Linked DNA regions of Mus musculus: region 2 is linked to region 1. Evidence: chromatin loops called from intact Hi-C (ENCODE). Cell type or tissue: left cerebral cortex. All regions are shown on one strand. Links, peaks and the distances in the headings refer to the core of each region. The heading gives the core; the rest is flanking DNA. Region 1 overlaps Asap2 (ArfGAP with SH3 domain, ankyrin repeat and PH domain 2). Region 2 overlaps Asap2 (ArfGAP with SH3 domain, ankyrin repeat and PH domain 2).

Evidence for each region. Peaks named below come from ENCODE experiments on the same cell type or tissue, not always from the same donor. Only the 100,000 strongest peaks of a DNase experiment are listed, where the experiment ranks them.
Region 2: a loop joins it to region 1, with 2.5 times the contacts of the local background. A loop is called at or near these places in 3 of 42 quality-filtered maps.

What each region holds. Positions count from the first base shown.
Region 1 is chr12:21,128,944-21,139,640 of GRCm38, forward strand. All of the region lies in intron 1 of Asap2 (ArfGAP with SH3 domain, ankyrin repeat and PH domain 2), which reads left to right. Among named protein-coding and RNA genes, the nearest start is that of Asap2, 23 kb to the left of the region's middle. In left cerebral cortex, for the core only: a CTCF peak has its summit at 5,160; DNase peaks (open chromatin) are centred at 1,675, 2,002, 5,188, 5,426 and 2 more places; H3K27ac peaks cover 3,282 bases.
Region 2 is chr12:21,215,803-21,226,499 of GRCm38, forward strand. Asap2 (ArfGAP with SH3 domain, ankyrin repeat and PH domain 2) reads left to right here. Exons shown (of 29, transcript NM_001135192.1): 11 at 2,173-2,276; 12 at 2,386-2,455; 13 at 8,503-8,590. Among named protein-coding and RNA genes, the nearest start is that of Gm40855, 30 kb to the right of the region's middle. In left cerebral cortex, for the core only: a CTCF peak has its summit at 4,989; DNase peaks (open chromatin) are centred at 2,440 and 4,985; H3K27ac peaks cover 1,627 bases.

The DNA.
Region 1 (10,697 bases), core at 1,328-9,327:
TTTGGCAAGTTCAGCTCCCTGCCACTGCTGCAGGCCTCTGTAGAAAAGATAGGAGAGTGGAGTTGTTGGGCTGGATGCTGGCCCCAACCCAAAGCTTATTATCCCTTGCTGTCACACATGACCACTCCTTATCACTTCTTCCTGTCTGGACACAGGCTGTTTATGAGTGGATGGCTCAGGGAGCTGGCCATAGGTTGCTTAGGAAGGTAACCCATCCAGGGAAAGTGCCAGCAGGCCATATGCTTGGATCAGACTGTCTTTAGCATCACTGGTAGGTGTGGGCTGCCCCGGCTCTCACCAGGGAAAAGCAGCCCTTGGATACTGAAGAGTGTTAGCAGAGGTGTCTTAAACCAGCCCCACCTTCCTGCTGTGTGGGGATTAGGGTTCCCCACCTAGGTTTGCCAGGGGAGCTGAGACAGGATTGTGGTCAACTGAGCAAGGGGAGAGTGATGCATGTCAGCTAGGACGGAGGAGTGATGCTCTGACCACATCCTCAAGTGATTCTGGATCCCCTAATTTTCCTCCCAGCATCCCCAGTCTTCCTGTATCTGAGCAGCTTCCATGTCCAGTAGCCTGCATTTTTAGGGTGTGTGACCCCTGTTGTTCCCATCAGCCCCCAGCTGTAAGGATAGATGTAAGGGGGAAATGCCACCATGTCCAGTAATGCTGCCCACGTGAGCATTGTCGGCCCTCCCTCAGTGGCTGTCCTCCTACAGAACAGTACCCACATCACTCACACTAGCCCGCTTCCTGCATTTGTTCTCAGTTCCTGAAACCAGTCGCAGATTCCTGACTGTGCGAGTTCATTTTTCTTTTCTTTGTAAAATAAGCTCTCGCTTTTACTTTGACTCGGTTATTTTCAAAACACTGTTTGGATAGAATAGACCTTTTGCAAGCTTTGCAGACAACTAGATGCCCCCTGATGGTCTTTAATGATTCATAAAGTAAGATATGGAGTCAGAGTTGTCCCAGAGTCTGGAACTGGAACCTTATAGTGGGTCTTGTCGAGTGAATGACCGTCTTGTTTTCTAGAACCAGCTGAGTGTCCGAGAGTCCTCAGTAATGACTTTGTAGAATTGGCAAGTGCACATTCACACACACACACACACACACGCACACGCACGCGCGCGCGCGCGCACGTGCCCTTGCATACCTGTAATTACAAAGTTCTCTGAGAGGTAATACAGGAGACTGATGAGCATCACCATGAATTTCAGGCCAGCCTATTCCACAGAGCAAAACAACAAAGCAAAAAGCCCTGAAAGCATAAAAACAACAAGAACAAAAATCACAAAAGTGTTACTACCACGTCACTATGTGGGCGCCCAGACCCTCCTCCTGTGCACATCTCTGTCCAGGCTCTGAGAAGGGATTTCATGTGCAGTGTGTGCACTGATGGTTAGTGCTGGTTACTATTAATCCCGGCTGTATTAGCTGCTCTGGGAAGAGGTGCTGCTTATTCATAATACCCAGATAATTGCTGTAGACTGCGGAGAGCAGACCTTACGCGTTATGAGCGGGGCAGTGCATGTTGTGTATTTGATAAGGAGTCCTGCTTAGCCACACAACCCCAAGGAAGTCCTAATCTCGACTTGTTTCCCACAGGAACGGAGCATCTCGAGAGTCCTCCTTCTCCTCCTTCAGCGTTAACAATATGCTCATGTCATCTGTCATAGTGGGCATTCATTCCCATTCAATGTGTATTTCTGTCTTTGCTTCCTGCCCACTCACTCAGTGTTGTTCTTGAGAAGAGAAAGGGATTCGGGATAAGAGCTAAGTGGTGCCCAGGCTTTGAGGCTAGTGTGATGCCCTCCACCACTCTTTCACATCCTCACCTGTTTGTACTATGTTCTCATACTTGGTCTCTGCCCTGTCTGAGGACAGGGGTGAGTTGGGTGGTTGATGGGGGAGTGAGTCTACTCGGGGCAGGTAGCGGGAATATCTGCATCGCTTTGCACAGGGTGGCAGCACCCTTCCTGTGTGAGGTAGACGAAATGGTCTTTTCCTCTCTGACTGTCACAGAGGTGAGAACAGTACTGCCCTTGGGATCCTGAACTTTTCAGACTCAGGCAACAGCATTTGTGTGTGTGTGTGTGTGTGCGCGTGTGTACACGCGCATATATAAACATATATGTATACATAAATGCATGCCCTGGGCCACTCCAATGTAAATTCTTTCTGTTGGTACTGAATATATGCAAAGTTATGCTGCTTAGTTGATAGTGACATTATGCAACAGCAATGAAATTTCAGCTTTTTCCACCTCAGTGTTCAGGTGTGTTGGGAGTCCTGTTTCTTGTGGAATTTTTGTGATATTTCTGCAGCTCGGAGGCTGCTTTCAGAGACACTGTGGCTGTGGAGTTGGTTCAGCGTCTCTATTGAGTGGTGCTAGGCTGCCCTCAGACCGCTCAGATGGTCTTCACAGGACATAGGAACCCTGCAGAAAGAGTAGGGGTGTGGTGCAGAGAAGGGAAGGCAGCACTATGTGAGGAAGGCCATGTGCCCCGCCCACCCTCATCAATTCATGGTCAGAGACAGAACCCAGCAGATTTGGAGATAGGTTGTGGGCAAGGCAGTGTGTGCTGGAGGGTTCCATTCTGCCTAGTGGCTTCTAGGCTGTGCTTTGCTCTTGCTCTGGGGACTGGTCACTGGGCCAAGACAGTACTTGGTGGCCTCCATAGGGCAAGCATTGGCCTCACCTCTACTGCTCACACTCCCTGAGAGCTCTATTGTCTGAGCATGTACACCCAACCCCTTACTAAGCTGGGCACAGCGGAGTCTGAAGCATATAGCGCAAGGTGGAATAGCATTGCTGGCTGGGAAATGGCTGGTGTCCTGTAGAAGCCTGAAGCTGTGTTTCTGGGCCAGCAAAGATGATAAGCATGTTAGGTAGTCCTGAGTCACCTGCACATAAAACCACTGGAGGCCACATATGGAGTATACCAATTTCTAGGAAGGGACATGTTACAATGCCCAAGGCTGTGTATTGGAGAAGAGATGGTTTTGGTGGCAGCAGCAAGGAGGGGTCCTAGACTTTGCTGGCTGAGACTAACTTCATAATTCTTGCAAAAGGGATTGTCACGTTTGTCTCCTAGTCCTTCATTGACAGCCTGTCTGTCCTCTCCAGGTATGAGACCATTTACCAATGTGAGTAGAGGCCAGGATTTCTGTGAGGTCACTTTCAGAAGAAACAGACACAGAAACTGACGATGACAGACCACAGGGGTAGTTGCTATGACAACAAGACATTCATCATAACAACCTGTGGGAATGGACAGGGTCTGGCAGGCAATCCAAAGGACCAGTGATGGGGATGTGTGCAGACTGTCATAGACCAGCACCAACATGGCTGGCGTGTTTACCTTATAGAAACATGGCAGGAACTCCCGGCTGAGCTCGGGACCTGGGGTGGAGTTGGAACCTGCAGAACTCTAAGCTCTTTCTCCCTAGAAGGAAAGCCCACAGCTGTTCCGCAAGTGGTGACTGGGAGACCAGTCTCCTCAGGGAGCGCCAGAGGGAGAGAACTGTGTCCACATGTTATCAGGGCTCTGCTGCTGCTGCTGCTGCTGCAGGGAGTGGAGATGCTAAATATAGTGTTTGCATCTTCTGAGCTACCTGCATACATCAGGAAGGAAGAGAAGCTTAATTTTCTCTGAAGCAAAGGCTGCCAGGAAGATGCCTGCCTTTCTAATCAGGGGGGTTCTGGCAAGGGCATTGAGGACGAGGACGGCAGCAGTGTCCACAATGGCAGCAAAGCCAGGTGCAGTGTTTACTGTCTCACTGAAAGCGTGGGGGCGGGGTCCCGTGGCAGGGGGGATGTCTTTGGCTTACTCCTCGGTTGATGATGGACCAGCTTGCTTCCTGGCAGCCGAATCTCTCCCTCCCGGAGTGGAGATGGCTGGTTTGCGGTTCTCAGTTGGTGACTTTCCTTGAACCACTTCCTTTCCTTTTCTTCCCGTGCCCAAATGTGCAGGAGGAATTTCCTCTTCCCACCAACAGACCGGAAAGGAAGGGAAGGCAACATTGCTCATTTCTGTCTGCTGCCAAGAACCCCCTGCCAAAAAAACGACCACTTCTCTTCCAGGCCACAGGTGACAGTGTCCTTCAGGTTCTCGGAGGGGGTTTCTGCCTCTGCCTTCTCTGACCTTGACCAAGAGGAGTCTGCTGTAGCCCTTAATGTCAGGCCACTTCTCGACATGCACCTGGTGTGGCAGGGGCTGGGCCTGGTCACCATGTGGTTTTCTTAGCAAGATGCCAGGGAACACCTGTCACTGTGATGTGCAGCTCCCACCTCCTCCACAGCTCCAGGTCAGAGCCTGGCTCCTGCCCAGCTAGGCCTCACTCACTGCCTTGATCCCAGCTTCTCCTTGGGCCTGTCCGGTGTTTGGGTGTCTCTGGCATCCACACTCTATCTCCACACTTATGCTGCTGGTTGGTGGATCTGTCTCCTCTTCTCGCTGGAGATGTGCCTTCCTAGGGGCTTTTCCCCTGCTGCCCTTGAGGGTCAGGTGCCCTTCCTGCAGTAGGTGAGGGATTCTTTCTTCCCTCAGCCCTAGCCATTACTGCCCTTTCTGGAAGTGACATCTGTAGCCAGCACTTCTGGCCTCCTGCTGTATCTCCTAGTCTGTAAATTACTCTGCTGCTTTAATTTTCCTTGACCTGGACCCCCTTTCTCTTCCTGCAGCCCAGCTCACAGCCCTGCCATTATCAGCCAGACTATTCAATAGCTTCTGTCTCCGCTGGAGTTCAGAACTTGACCTTTTTAGTTAGAACCCGAGTCTGGCCCCATCTCTTCTAAAACCCATCTGCTTTCTCTTTCCTGGTCATCTAAGATAGACCTTCAGCCCATTCACCAGAAGGAGGTCACTGGCTTCAGCCAGAAAAAAACTTGTATATTCTTGTCTCCCTTTACCTTATTAAATCATAAATCTTATGGGGACAAGGACCTGAGAGCTCTCAGCACCCTGAATTGTGCCCGGGACATCACACGTGGTTAAGAAATATTTGTGATTTGGTGTTGGTGGCTCACCCTTGTAATTCCAGCACCCCGGGAGCTCACAGGAGGGATTCTGATCAGAAACCAACAAGAGACAAGAAAGTATTTGTAAACACTTAAAAGTAATCAGCAAATCCAGCGTAGGTGGCAGGGGGTGGCGCCCCCTTCCTGGGAGTTGTGGAGTTACTGGTTCTAGGAAAGCTTGCAGTTTAAAGGTTGAATTTGGAGCTGGGTGTGGTGACGCACGCCTTTTAAACCCAGTGCACTGGAGGAAGACGCAGTCAGAACTCTGTGAGTTTGAGGCCAACCTGGTCTACAAAGAGAGTTCCAGGAAAAAAAAAAAAAAAAAAGCAAGAGGCTGTTTGAGCCAGTTTCACCCTGTGTGGGAGGAGCAGGGAGGAAGAAATTCCAGGTTAAACACTCCCAGCTGCTGTTTATTCCAGATCCACGGCTAGCAGAGCTCCGAATGGCTGCCCGTGAGGGTGGGGAAGAAGCTGCCAGTCTGTGTTCCGGGTTTCTTTCACTCAGTGGGACCAAGTTTGCTCTGTGTTAGGAGATTGAGAGATAGGGCTTTGAAAGGGTCTGATTCATCAGTCATTGTTCGGGAGGACTGGGAGGTTAACTCTGGCGGTAGCTTCTGATAGGGATCTGCAGCTATAATGGAGACCTGTATTATGCTAGGGCTTTGAAGATTCTGTGGAGCAGTGATGAGCAGGGGCACCACCTGTGCTCTCGGCCTGCTCTCCTGCCCTTCCGATTGTCTCGTGGCAATGAGCCGGCAGTGTAGGTTATGCTGATGAAAGGCTTTTTACTAAAGCGCTCCTTGTTTCTTTATAGGCTCAATAGCTGTTTAGTGTTTGTGACTCCCCCTCCCATCTCCACCCCCTGCCCAAAGAAGGGGCTTTTTATAAATTCTTCAGATTTCATTCTTTAGTAATACTTATGAGTATGGTGGGCTGGGATTACTATGTTTTAAAAGAAAATGCAGAGAAAGGGTACAGTTGGCCTGTTTCCTACAGAGCTTGTGTTCTGCCTTAGCCTGAACAGTGCTCAGAGCATCTGTCTATCTGCCTTGAAGCCTGCTGGACTTGAACTCCAGTCGCTGGCTTCACCTGCTGACACTGTTGTGACCCGGGGAAACACCTCATTTACTTGTTTAAGGAATACTTATATTGCACTTACCGCATACCTGACATGGTGACGGTGCTCAGTGAGTGTTTGTTTTTTTAAAGATTTATTTATTTATTATATGTAAGTACACTGTAGCTGTCTTCAGACACTCCGGAAGACGAAGTCAGAGTTGTTAAGAGGATGGTTGTGAGCCACCATGTGGTTGCTGGGATTTAAACTCAGGACCTTCAGAAGAGCTGAGCCATGTCTCCAGTCCTCTCAGTGAGTGTTAAACACAGTCTGTGTGTGTTGTCATCTCATCCACGTTTAGAGAAGAAAGGGTGCCCAAGAGATGTTGAAAAGCCGGAGGTCCAGGCCAGCTCAGTCTTGGGTTCCACTTTGTCCTGACTCTGACTGTCCCACCTGTCATCTCTCTGGGTTTGAATTTTGAATCTGTAAGACTGGAGACATTCGTAGTTTGGCTGCCCTGAGTCAGGATTGCTGTAGGAGCAGTTGGTCCATGAGCCCTGCTGAGTGGTAAGAGTATCTCAAAATTACATGAGGAGCCAGAAACTGTTGGGACACTTGGAAAGCCAACCTGTGGGGCTGGAGGAAACACGCAGATCCTGACCAAAGTCTCCAAAGCAGGCTCTGCCCACAGTGTGAATCCAGGAGCTGGAACTCTCATTCCAAGTCCCAGGGCTGGTGGAACTGAGGAGCAGAAAGGTGGACCTGCCTAGCACCAGATGGCTGTGTTACTGAGTTGGATACATCTGGGGTAGTCCAGCTTACAGGCTGATCAGCCTGAGGCTGTGGGGCTCTTTGCAAAGGCCCAGCCAACGGCCACTTCCGGCCCTGTAAATTCCTGATTAGCTTTCCATATTGTCTTTTTGTTCATTCTCTTTAGAAATTCGCTCCCACACCTTCCTTCCATTGCATTTCTAGAAATATCCCACTTTTCATGACTCACTGATTGAACATATCCTGTTTGGGGAAGTGTTCAGAGGAATTTCAGAGCGGGCACGTTGACTGCCAGTGATAAGTGGTGCAGACAGGAGCCTGGGAGCCGGCTCTCCCAGCCTCCCCCAAGGCCCCAGACAAGGAGTGCAGCTCCTGTTCTCAACCGACACACCCACTGACACACCCACTGCAGTTTTCCCTTCAGGCTGTGAGTAGGAACCTGAGTGTGGCTAGAGTGACTGATGTCCACTGAATCAAATCAGAGATGGTGCCTGGAGTTTGAACCTGGCTGGGTGGGATGACCTTTTGAACCACACAGATGCCCTGTCTTCCTGGTATCAGGATTGTATCATGGAGCAGGGAGGGGCTGTGTCCCTGGAGACACAGTCACTCCCAGAACCTCATGTATGAGGAGAGGCCAGGAGGCCTTGCAGGATGGCAGTGTTATGCATGGAGCACAGAATGCCAGCCTTGTCTTTGGATGCTCCGATTTTGCTCACGGCCTTGTTTGTTATTTCACAAGCTAGAATGTTGCTCCCAGTCTCCAAGGCTGGGTGTGTAGCTCATGCCAAAATCCTTCTCTTTTGTATAGCCAAAGGCTCTTGGCAGGCTTACACTGTGGCAGAGGACAGGCAGTGAAGTAAGAGGAAGAAAAAGCTGGGGCAGCCTCAGGCACAGCAGAGGCCATGGTGTGCTGGTGGCTGAGAAGTAGCTGGATGCTGAGATGTTGCTCCTGTTGAGTGGCAGTGTAGTCAGATAGGCTGTGAGGATGGTGTTGAGAAAACAGTCAGCCAGTTTTGCAAGGTGCTTTGAATCCAAAGGTGCCTCAAGATGCAGAAAGTGGTTGAGAGGCAAGCTGTGTAGGTCTCCTCGAGAATGGGGTAGGTGGTGGGACGAGAGAGGTGCTGCTGAGTCTGGGCAGCTGTGATTCAGAGGGATTCTCGGCAAGGTCTGGAGACATGTTTGAGTGCTCAGGGCAAGGGGTGCTTCTGGCGTCTAGTGGGTGAAGCCAAAGGTGCTACCAAATGTCCCATAGTGCACAAGAATGCCTGGGCCACGGAGAACACTACTGTTCTTAGTGTTGTTAATTCTGAGGTCCAAAGACCCTGCGCTGGGTGGTCCCAGATCACTGGAGAAGAGAGAAGGACCTTGGCGGATCTGAGTAGCTATGTGTGTGTGTATGAGTTCATGTATATTTGAGTGTGCAGTATACGCATGTGTATATGTTTGGTGTGCACATGTGTGGAGACCGAGGCTGATATGTATCTTACTTGATTGCAGCCATATATGTATTATATATTATAAATTATATATGTGAAATAATATTATTTTATTTTTTGAGACAGAGCCTCTCACTGATTGGTGAGACTAGCCAACTGGCAAGCTCCAGGGACTCGCCCATCTCTGTCTTCCCACCATTTGCCTTCAAACCTGGCATTTTCTGTGAATGCTGGAGATCCAGACTCAGGTCCCGTGCTTTAGTGGTGAGCACTTGACCCAGTGAGCATCTCTCCAGATTTGTATAAGCTGAAGTCTGTAGGTAATTGAGCACCACAAGGCAAAGACCATGTTTTCAGGACGCCTGGTGACATTAAGTCTGTGGAGACCTTCAAAGAGATGGATTAAAATGATGATTCTCCTAGACTCCTGATGTAGCTCCATCTTAGTTATGATTACATTTCATTGACGCGTGTGTGTGTGTGTGAACATGTACCTGTATCCACTGAGCCACCCTGCTCACTCCTGTAGCCTCATCTTTGCATTATTATTATTTTATATTTTTAATTTGAAATGTGCCCAATACCAAATGTATTTTGGAGAGTGTTCCAAACCAGAATCTTTTGTGTTAAGAAGATTAATAAAACTAAAATGGTATAAACACTCTTAATTTAGTGTTTATTAAATAGGAGGGCCTTATCAAAGAGCCAAGGGGAATTTAAAGATTGGTGGAATTAATTTAAAGTATTAAAAGCCAGTACATGATTGTGTATGCCCCAGTCCCTCCCTCTTTCTCTCTCAGATACACAGTGCATTCTTCCTCCTCCTCCTCCTTCTCCTCCTCTTCCTCCTCCTCCTCGTCCTTCAAGACAGGGTCTCTATAACCTAGGTCGGTTTCAAATTCTCATGCCACCATCCCCCACCCCACCCCCAACTAGGATCATGAACATGCATCACCACACCTGGCCACAGTTAATTATTATTATTTGCATTCTTTTCTGCATGTATATATGTATGTGTATTGCATTCATGCTTGGAGCCCGTAGAAAGGTCAGAAGAGGGTGTCAGGAGCTTGGATGGCTGAGAACCAAACCAGGGTCCACTGCAAGAGCAAACAGTACCCTTAACCACTGGGCCATCTCTCCAGCCCCCTAATTATTGTTTTCCTTTAGTCTCTTTGTCTTTAACAGGGAATGGGTTTATTCTAAGTACATGCTGACTGCTCCTGGTCTACTTCTCCTTTAATGCTCTGTGTTAAGCTGACAGAGCTTAGGCTATGTCCTCTTCTGAGAGAGCGGTGGAGGACTTTTGAGACAGACCCGAGTGTCAGCAAGATCCCTCTGAACCAGTGTGGGTGCAGACGGGGCTGGGGTAGGAGATGGGTAGGTGTCTGGGCATGGGGGAGGAAGGGAGGGATAGTGTGGACAGGAGGAACAGGCTGACCTCAGTCTGTGGGGGCTGAGGAAGGGATGGAGTCCAGGAAAAAACCCTTTCTGGTTTGAGTGGGTGGACAATTTAAAATTGTTAGGGAAGAGGAAAAAGTCTGCCTTCAGTGTGTTTTGATAGTTAATGCTGCTCCGGGACTTTTGCTTTTTAAACAGTCAGTGAAAATGAGAAGTTTGAACAGGCTAGATTAGGACATTTCCCATTGATGTAAATTTTAAATGAAAACACACTTGATACTTTTGGCCAGACGAAGCCAGTTCTGCTTGTTTCTAGACTCTAAGAAGCCTCGGCTTGGGCTCAGCTGTAGCTAGGTTTGATGATGAGTCCTCAGGAGGGAGGTGGCGCTTGCTGCTGGCCCAGTATGTATAGTATGCTGCAGCCTACTCCAGCCTCTGTCCTTCTTCCTTTGATTGTCAGAGTAGCCATTGTGCCCATCCAAAGCAGGATTGCTGGGTAAGGTAAGGCTCAGGGTCTAGCCTGAGGTTCCAAGTGTGCCGTTCTTCAGGCAGGCCTGTGCCTGGATGCAGGATTCCTCCTTCCTCAGAGGGAGGAGTCACACAGCTGTGCTGGGATTATATGTATGGATCACTTTGTTAGTTATGTATATAAATTACAAATCCAAATTATATGCAGTTTTGAATTTGTTCCATCTCAACAGCGTCTGTTTGATCTTTGGCAGAATTTTGTATGTATGTTGGGCAAGTCATTTTCTCTGCTGGAGCCACCTCAGTTTCCCTATGACATTACAGAGCCAGGCTTAGGGAGGCCCCTTGGTGTGTCAGTTGGACTTCTAGCACTGCATTTCTGTGTTATTAACGCTTACCCATAAAGTTTTGCTTTTCACACTGGGTCTCACCCTTGAGACAGTCACCCTGCCTCAGCCTCCATCCATGTATTGAGATTAGAGACTGGAGAGACACTTGATGGTGGCTCACAGCTGGAGAGCGAGTGCTGTAGCCATTCACTT
Region 2 (10,697 bases), core at 1,804-9,803, 87 kb after region 1:
CACTGTAGAAAGCTAGATTTGCCCCAGGTATTCTGAGACTTAAAGTACTGTCCTTTAGGGAGAGTGTGAGGCCCGAGGCTCAGCACCCAGACACTGGCTTTCATGGATCTGGTATCAAGTGTATAACAAGACTTAACAGTTTTACACGTAAGCAGTACTCCCCCAAATGCATCCAGTGGTTCAGTGCTCTCTGCATCAAAATCCCAGATGCCTTTGTGCAGAAATTGACAAGCTGACTCTGAAAAGTATGCGGAAATGCAGAAGGATTCTGAATATCCAAAGCAATCATGAAAGAGAGCAAGGTTAGAGAACTCACACGACCTGACTTCTGAACTGACCACAAAGCTGTAACAAGTGCAGGACTGTGGTGTGTTGTGCAGAGTGTGAATGGGGTGCAGACGACACAGAATTGAGTTCAGTCAGAAACCATACGTTTATGGTCAGTAGACTCCACCAGTGTTGCCAGGACTGTGGGAAAAGAGTAGTCTTGAGACATCTGTGTCCGCATCAGAAATGGAGGGAATCTGAAACCCTGCCACACATCATAACCTTAAATTAACTCAAAGAGAGCTGTAAAACCTTCAAAAGACTTATTTATAGCTACAGCCTCCATGATCTTAAATTAGGTGGTGGTTTCTTGTATGTATGACCCCCTAAAGTACAAATTACAAAATTACAAAAATATCCTAAATTGGGAGTCCATGAGGCTTGCTGTCCCTTGAAGCCAAAGCCTGTACTCTGACTATCAAGCTGGCTGTTTTGCCTCTTGGCTCGGTGGTACGTCTCTTCTTCCAAGTCCCGGCCACCACTCCCACTCTTGTCTCTTGACTTCTAACTCCCTTGCCTTGAATCTTTGTTTGTTTGTTTGTTTTGTTGTTTTTTAAAAAGACCTTTGAGAGACTCTTCCAGGCTTTCTGCAGAATGCACTTTTGGTCCCTCCATTCTTGGGTGTTTTTAATTCTTTGTTGGGCTTGGATTACGTTGACTGTCATATATTAGTCTCTTCATTGTCTGGCCACTGCCTTTGCTTTCTTGGGAGTGATCAGCTGCTGCTTGACACCTAGAAGGAAGTTGTCCCTAGTCTCTGGGTCTTCCAGTGTGGCTTGGTGGAAGGAGGGCGGCATAGGGACTTATCTTCTTTTCTACACTCTGCTCTGGCTTTGAGAGGCTCTGCCCCTTACGCAAAGCTCTTCATATCATCACAACTGCTTCCTCAGGAGAAGAGAACCAGTGTGACAGAATCCACAATAAACACAAAAGGTCTTGGCTCTTGCCTAGTTGTGAGCTGTTAGTGGGATCTTCCAGCTTACTCCCATAGGTCTGCTGGAATCCAGTACTGGCTGGTCACTCCTTGTACTCAGTGTGGGATGGGGGCCTGTCAGGACTGGCACTGGCCTGGGTTCTGGAGACTTCCCACTGGTTCTTGCTCTGAGAAACTCTAGTACTAGAGTTTGTCATTCGGTGCATATATGCTGTGAGTCTCAGCTGAGCACATGCATGCCTTCTGCTCTTGTGGTGTGCTTAGTCAGCGTTAGAACAATTAGGAACAGTGACACCCACCTCCCACACGTGTGTGCACACCATGAGGTTGATGAGGCGAGCTGGGGAATATTTGACCAATGCTCTTATGTACCAGGTGTTTTACATATGTGGCTGTATGTATCCTTAGCACATTTACTGTCTTATAGAGTGTTTCCTGTTGTCCAAGAAAGAAACTGAGGTAGAAAGGCCAAATGGCTTTCTTTTTCTTTTGCCCATGCGGCAAGCAGTGATCTTTCTCAATATATTGTAGAACCTTCCTTCTCAAGGCTTCAACACCACAGGATCCCCTAGCCATTGCCAGGGTCCAAATTAAAATCCAGCACTTCCAAGGTGGCATATTAAAGCCAGTTTAGAAGTACTGATGGTCTAGGGGGAGATGGAAGTGCTGGGATGGAATTCAGCGTCAGCCACATGTAAGGCAATATTCTAACACTCAGCTCCTTGACACCACACTAGAAATACTGGTTTTGACATTTCCTTCTATAGCCTGATGAATGGCCTTTATGAGAGGGGAAGTTTTATAATAATAATAAAATATTTACACATATGTTTCTCTTTATGTAGTGATTTTTTTTTTAACTGAGACTTAAACAAGATACATTAAAAAGCAGTTTCTTGGCCACATTTCAGGACTCACAACTTCGCCAAAGTACAGCCTACAGCTTACATCAACCTCAGGGAAACAAGGAGCATGGAACAGAGAGGAACGGGAACCTCTACAAGAAGAGCGATGGGTAGGTGACTAGCCAGCTCGGTGCTGGTTGGAGCGTGGCTGATTATGTCCTGTGTTCTATCTCCTGAGTTCTTATCTAAACTCTCCCGCTCTCCCCTCTTCTCCTTAAGGATCCGGAAAGTGTGGCAGAAGAGGAAGTGTTCCGTTAAAAATGGCTTCCTCACCATCTCCCACGGCACTGTGAGTATCTTTTAATCAGCACTCTCGGCTGGGGGTGGTGGCTGACGTCTGTTATGTGTGCTCTAGTGAGGACACATTCTCAAAATGTTTCCCCTTAAGAAACTTGTGTCCTTGCCTGTGTGGGGAGCACCTGCACCCTGGGCATGCTCCTTTGGTCACTGTTCATGGCATCACCAAATCCAGGACAAACCAGTCACTCAGGCCACTTTTCTTTTGTAGCCTTTGACTTCCAGAAACCGTCAAACCTGCTGCCCCAGCTAACTTTATGCAGACATCCTCCTTACTTACAGAGACTTCTGCTGCCTCTAGAAAGAAAGGAATAATCTCTCTACTCATCAGGATTTTGGGAACCAAATCTAGAGAGAAAGGGAATCCATCTTTCTTACAGAAATCTCATGTGCCTTAAGTTTTCCTACCTTTCTTCCTGTTCGTAAAGGCTCATGCACTATAATAGAGCCTTGTAAGGTGCTTGTGTGAGAATCAAGTCACTTTCCAGTTTAGTTTCCAGAGATCAGGAACACTGCCACAGGCCTTTACTCTCCCCACCTGGTGGGGCTGGTGGGCTGATACTGGTTGGGATTGTCAAAGCCAAGTTGGCCACCCCTTCATTGAATGCAGATGTGTAATGTGTACTATATTACACACACACATATATATAATACAGTCTCATACCACATATGTCTCCCTTGGTCATGAGCGTGGGCAATAACCTGAGCCTTTCTCTCAGACTTTTCTCCCATCCTATAGTCCCCTTAAGAGGCATAACTGGGCAGAAGCACAGATGGGTTTCTTGGACACAGTAGAAAGGTTTTAACTTAAGATGGGTTTTTTTTTCCATTTTTTTATTAGGTATTTAGCTCATTTACATTTCCAATGCTATACCAAAAGTCCCCCATACCCACCCACCCCCACTCCCCTACCCACCCACTCCCCCTTTTTGGCCCTGGCGTTCCCCTGTATTGCGGGATATAAAGTTTGCAAGTCCAATGGGCCTCTCTTTCCAGTGATGGCCGACTAGGCCATCTTTTGATATATATGCAGCTAGAGTCAAGAGCTCCGGGGTACTGGTTAGTTCATAATGTCGTTCCACCTATAGGGTTGCAGATCCCTTTAGCTCCTTGGGTTCTTTCTCTAGCTCCTCCATTGGGAGCCCTGTGATCCATCCAATAGCTGACTGTGAGCATCCACTTCTGTGTTTGCTAGGCCCCGGCATAGTCTCACAAGAGACAGCTACATCTGGGTCCTTTCGATAAAATCTTGCTAGTGTATGCAATGGTGTCAGCGTTTGGATGCTGATTATGGGGTGGATCCCTGGATATGGCAGTCTCTACATGGTCCATCCTTTCATCTCAGCTCCAAACTTTGTAACTCCTTCCATGGGTGTTTTGTTCCCAATTCTAAGGAGGGGCATAGTGTCCACACTTCAGTCTTCATTTTTCTTGAGTTTCATGTGTTTAGGAAATTGTATCTTATATCTTGGGAATCCTAGGTTTGGGGCTAATATCCACTTATCAGTGAGTACATATTGTGTGAGTTCCTTTGTGATTGTGTTACCTCACTCAGGATGATGCCCTCCAGGTCCATCCATTTGCCTAGGAATTTCATAAATTCATTCTTTTTAATAGCTGAGTAGTACTCCATTGTGTAAATGTACCACATTTTCTGAATCCATTCCTCTGTTGAGGGGCATCTGGGTTCTTTCCAGCTTCTGGCTATTATAAATAAAGCTGCTATGAACATAGTGGAGCATGTGTCCTTCTTACCAGTTGGGGCATCTTCTGGATATATGCCCATTAAGATGGGGTCTTAAGAAACTTAACTTTTGAGTAACAAAAAGTCTCAACGTGAAGAATGTCATGGAAGCAAAGATGTTCTGTGGGAGTCTGGGGACGGATTGCCCCTTCACTTATGATTCCATTAAGGGCAAGACACTAGAACAGATTCTCAGCAAGTGTTGACCTGGTCTCTGTCACCTCTACCCAGGGCACTGACTCGGGAGAGTTTAGGTCATCCATCTTCCCGTAACCCAACTGCTCCTCACTCCTGAGCCTTCGGTTAGGATCTTGATGTACTGTTCTCTCCACACAGCAGGTGCACAGGAATGAGGGGGCCTTACTGCTCAGACTAAGGGAAGTGTAACCGTGTGTGCATCCTTTAGATGCAGAACGTCAGGCCAGGAGGACGGCTGGATTTCCCTGACAAGTCTCATGCTCTCTGATGTGGTTCATTTCCACAGTGTCCATTAGTTTGTTTTAGCTGAGACACACATCAGGTCGATGCAGAAGTCACTGTAGAGGAAGTTAGAACTCCCATGTTACAAGGCATAGCTGCTTTCTTGGGGTCCCTAAGGGGCCCTCCACTTAAATCAACAACAGGGCTGTGATCCCTTGGGCATGCCTGGTGATTCCGTGCTGGCATTCTAAGTGGCTTCAAGTGAGTTCCAGAGTTCCAGCTGGCTCTCCAAAGGCATAATAAAAATTCTTTAAATTTTGATGGGTTGCCCCAGTTCTGGGGCAGACAGTAGTTATAATTATCTCCACCAGGATGCTGATGCTCTTCTTAGACAGTGGGTATGTATTTTTAAAAGCTGTGTTCTTTGAGTTGAACCCTCTCAAGAATCCTCCTCTTGCAGGGGCAGGGGGGAGTATCCTCTGGCTTTAGCAGCCACTTCCTCCTCTAGCTGTAGGTGGGTCCCAGAGCAGCCTCCACCTAACTACCCCAGAGGAGCCTGGATAACAACTCCTGGATCCTGAAGGGCCCTCCATGTTCCTGTGCCATGCAAATGCTTGCATATTGCAGATGTGGATGACCCAGGCTGAGATCGAGGACTGGGCGAGCATTATTTGCGGGTATGGGTTTTTAATCTGGCTCCTATGTAGCTTGCTCATTTTGCCAGTCGTTCCTGACTCTGCTTCATTACCAGCAGGAAAGGGGGACAGGTTTCCAAAGGTGGGTCTGAGGAAGTAGGAATCTAAGAGCAGCTGCTGGCACACAGCTGGAATAGGGTCTGTGGGAAGTGTAAGCTCGTAGGGCGTGCTTGCACTATGGGAAAGACTTTCCCTTCTGGAAGCAGGCAGCCACTGGGAAGTGAAATTGCTGCACTCTTTACTCCCACAGAGGAGTACAGGTACCCTCTAGGATGGTGGATACAGGGAGAGCCTGCGTAGGTACTGCCATAGCAGGTTTGTTTCTGGCATTGGGAAGGTCTTTCTGGGGATGAGAGTTCTTATTAGGAGTCTTCTTGACCGAGTTCACATCACTGCCACCCCACCAAGGCCTGAGCGCGGCATTGTGCTGGAAGAGTTCCCTGCTGCTTAAGAGGGCCCCACATTTTAGTATGTATGTAAGAATGTATGTATGTATGTATGTATGTGTGTGTGTGTGTACGTATGTATGTATTTCTAAGAAAAGGTATCACCATATAACTGGCCAGTTGGGAACTCACTGTATAGACTAGGCTAGCCTTGAACTCATGGAAGTCCATCTGTTTCTGCATCCTGAGTGCTGGGATTAAAAGCATGTGCCATCACACCTGGCTAGCCCAACATTTTAAAAAGTAATTGTTATTCACTTGGAGGGAAGAGAACAAGTTTCTATTTTAAAGTGTTTTAAGGACTGGAGATACTGGTAAGTGGTAGGCTGCTTGCCATATGTATGGCAGAAAAAAAAAGCCTGGGGTATTTAATAGAAAGTAGAATGGTACAATCAAGTCGGAGAATCACTAATAACCTGTGACCCTCATGCTGCGAGCTCTAAGGCTGGTAGGATCTTCCCAGGTGCTAGTTTCCTGCTAAACCCAGGCTGCCTTGGGAAGGAGACAGCACTGTTCTCTAGCTAAATTGAATAATGACTTTTTTTTTCCCAAAATGGCAGCAAGGAGGGGATTTGATGGATAGAATGTTCTCTCGTAAGTTTCCCTCACACCTTTGTTGGTAGCTAATAACCCGAATGAGCAGAAAGTAAGCAGTCTTTAAAGTGGAACCTGTAAGAGCTAGCGGTGTTTAAGATGCTCGTTGAGTGCCTCTGGGTCCTTCTTGGCTGCAGCCTTTAACATATAGCTATGTTCATGGCTTCAAATCCCTAGTCTAGATGAAACTCTGGATCCTTCTCTGTGCTGGGCTTTCATTTCCTTCAAGGGATGGTTGAAGTGTCTTTGAAGATAATTCAACGTAAAGAGTGACCACAGGGAGGGAAGGTGACAGACAGAAGTGGGGAGAGAGGAAATGTATAACTCAAATTGTGGCTCTTAAATGTATCCTGGCATCAGCCATGGTTAGCTGCATGAGACCTACCAATAAGCAAGCCAGCTACCATCCTTGAATGGATGGGTAGTTCACATACTGAGTTGCTATGACAGAGTTGTTGGCAGAGGGAGACTCAATCTTTTTTGAAAATGTAGCCACTGGTCAGCTTCCCATGCTGCAATGGATGACCCCACGCCCATACATATGTGGGTAGCACTAACTGGACAACCAAAAGACATGCAGTTTGGAGGAGGGAAGGTAAGGTGGTCTGAGGGGTAGATAGGATTATATTTCATTGTGTACATATATGAAATTCTCTAAAACTTTAAAAATGTAAGTGCAGGTGAATGCCCACCTTCTCTGGAAACCATGTCAAAGCCAGGGAGGTGATAGTAAATGTTCAGTGTGTGGAACCCTGCATGTTTGTTGGAGCCCTGCTCCCCAACTCCCTGACTCCCTGGCTGCTCAGCCCAGGTCATGTGATTTCATTTGTTCATGTTATCTGTGGACACACCTTTAATCCCAGCACTTGGGAGACTGAGTCAAGCCTGGTCTGAGTTTAAGGCCAGCCTGGTCTACAGAGAGAGTTCCAAGACAGCTAGTACTACCAGGACTACATAGAGAAACCCTGTCTTAAACAAACAAAAACATCAAAATGACCATAAACCACAAGGGTGCTAGATAAACCTGATCATGTAGTTTTTATTTTCAGATTTCAGATCTTCTTCATCCTTTGTCATATTCAGATTTCACAAGTTGCAGGGATCTGAACAATTTTAATGGAGACTACTACACCCCCACCCCCAGCTCTGTAAAGTAAATGGCAAGAATTCCCAGGTCTGCGAGGGCAAGAGCCTCTGTCAGGCCTGCCCTGCTATAGGTACAGACATGTCTCTGGATTAATCCCAAATCTAGGTCATGTGTCTTGAAGCGTCTAGTGACCGAGGAGAGCGAAGAGTGAGAATAGTTTAAGACTTAGTGTTTATTATTATTTTTTGTATATGGGTGTTTTGACTGCATGTATGTATGTCCCAAGTGTGTGCCTGGTACCCGTAGAGGCCAGAAAAAGGCATCAGATTTTCTGGAGCTGGAGTTCCAAGTTGAGCCACCCAAGTGAGTGATGGGAACTAATCTGAGTTCCTCTGTAAGAGCAACAATTGCTCTTTGTTAATGAGCCATCTCTCCGGTCCCCCATTCTCTGTTCCCCTCTCCCTTTTTAATTGAAACCAATAAAATGTGTTGTGATCTTTTGTATGTGGAATATGTTTCCTGAAAACAAGTGACAGTGGAGGTTGGCATTTAGGGTTGTGGATTGTTGCCTGTGCTCATTTTAGATAGTCAAAACAAACAAAGGACAGACAACCCACAGACCACACCCTTTTATGTGCATACACAGAACACACACACCCTTGTGTGCACGTGTGCCCAATGACTTTTCTTGGAAGTTTCCACTTAGGAGGACACTTTGAAAAGCTCATGGAATGAAGCTGTGTGCTTGCTCAAGCCACCCCAAGGTGTCAGAACCCTGTGTCTCAATCTCTTAGCTCTGGAGCAACCACCAACCTCTACACGGGCCTGGCCCTCGCCCTGTCAGATGGGTTGTAATAGACTGCTGGGTGTGCCCTGGGAGAAAGCTGTTGTGGAGCTGAGATCCAAGGACCCCACCCCACCGCCAGCATTCCTCTGTGTGTCCCATCCCTGGAAACCTTATGTAAACTAGTAAGAGGTTTGCTCTTGAGGACTGTCTCCCACTGCCCACAGGACCTGCATCTTTTTTTTTTTTTTTCATTTGTTTTTAAACAGGCCAACCGGCCACCTGCCAAGCTCAACCTGCTAACCTGCCAGGTGAAGACCAATCCTGAGGAGAAGAAGTGTTTCGACCTCATATCACGTAAGTTCTTTCCCAGACTGAGCAATGGTCATTTTACGCATACCTGGAGCTTCAGCCTTTTGAAGGCCGTAAGGTGGTCTTAAGGTGGTTGGGTATTATGGCATAAGCTTGTAAAACCAACACTCAGGAGGCTGAGACAGGAGGATTATGAGTGTGAGGCCAGTGATCTGCCTCTTATCTTTCTAGTGCTGATTGGTGGCTTGCTGGTCCTTGGTTAGACTTGGCCTTTGAAGCCAACCCTGTCCCACCTGCTCTGTAAATTGAGAGCCACCCTCTCCACTTGAGCCTCAGCTACTCTGGATGAATCTCAGCCCTAAAATCCTTTCACCTGCCTTCTTCACATGACAGTTTTGCTGTGTGGAGTTTCTATAATTTGTTTGTGTGGTGTTTTAAATGCTATATCTGGAGGCCAGTGAGGTGGCTCAGTGGGTTAAAGTCCCTTGGCTGCCAAGCCTGACAACCTGTGTTTTATTCCTGGATCTCATGTGGTAGAAGGAGCAAATCTATTTCTGCAGGTCACACACATACACACACACACACACACACACATACACACATACACACACACATACACACATACACATACACATACACACATATACACACATACACACACACATACACACATACACACACACATACACACACATATACACACATACACACACACACATACACACATATACACACATACACACACACATACACACACACACATACACACACATATACACACATACACACACACACACACATATACACATACACACACACACACCATGGTGCACATAAGTCCTCTCCCTACACAAAACATAAGTAAATGTAATAAGGTTTTTTTTTTAAAGCTCAAAACAAAAATGATTAGGTTTTTAATACAGCCCTTTAACTTGAGTTTTTTTAAAGTTGTTTATTTTTCCCACTACAGAATTTGCATTTTTGCTCCTGTGTATTTCTCAGCTTTGTGGTGTACACAAAAGAACTGCCATAACCAGCAATTACAGAAATCGTTTACTCAGAACCTTCCAGAAACAAGGAAGGGGCTCATGACATCTTAAGGAAAATATGATAAATACCTTTTGTCCCCGGTCATTGTGCGTGGCATGATTATAGTTCAGGAAAGGGTGGGCCAGTCTTCCCTCTGAAGTGGTGTCCCCAGCAATCCAGCACAGCAGTGGAGTTTACACAAAGCACTAGCCTGAGGGGCCTAGGCTGTTGGCGTGTCCATCAACCCTAGCATGCCATCCCACGGTCTGATTAATTCTTCAGACCACATGACTGAGACCTCAGAGCCAGTGCGATGTGATTTAACACTCAAAGCAAATCGAGAAGTCTGGTCAAGCCGTCTCCACCACCTGTGTGGCTTGTACCCCTCAGCAGGCTTCAGTCTGCAGACCCACTACACTGAGCCACAGGCCAAGCTGAGCTAGGTGACAGGGGAGCCATCTTTATGCTGAGCTAGGGAGATTGCTCAGTGGGTTAGAGCACTTGCTGTAAGCATGTGCCTCTAACTCCAACTCTGTGAGGGAGGGAGAGACAGGATCACTGGGTTGGGGTGGGGGGAGAGGGAGGGAGAGAGAGAGAGAGAGAGAGAGAGATTGATTGATTGATTGTGTTGCTTCCTGTCTCCTCAGTCTGGTAGGTTCCATGTGTAGCAAACCTTACTCTCAGAATTCCATCTACAATGTAAAATGCTAAGCCTTGACTGTATTTTACATGTGACCACTACCGGGTCACCTCCTCTAGACTGTAACCTAAGCTTGAGTTAGAGGAGAAAACGTGATGGTGTCATTAGATGTCTGCTAGTGGCTGGAAAAGCAGGTTTTCAACCCTTCTTTAAAAAAAAAAAAAAAAAAAAAGATAGCCTGTTAAAAAGATGTTACCCTATGCGTGAGTTCCCTTGGGTACCACGACAGGACTTGGTAGCCATCTGAGCTTGGCCGAGCTTTGGGTACCACAGTGAGGTAGGTGCAGCACCTCCTCAGCTGTCACCACGGTGCAGAAGCACTTGCTCCAGAACCTTTCTCCTGCGTGTTTTCAGCTCATCAGGGAGGAGTGAGCACACATAGGAAGGGCACACAGGCCTGCTAGGTGTGAATCGTTGCATCCT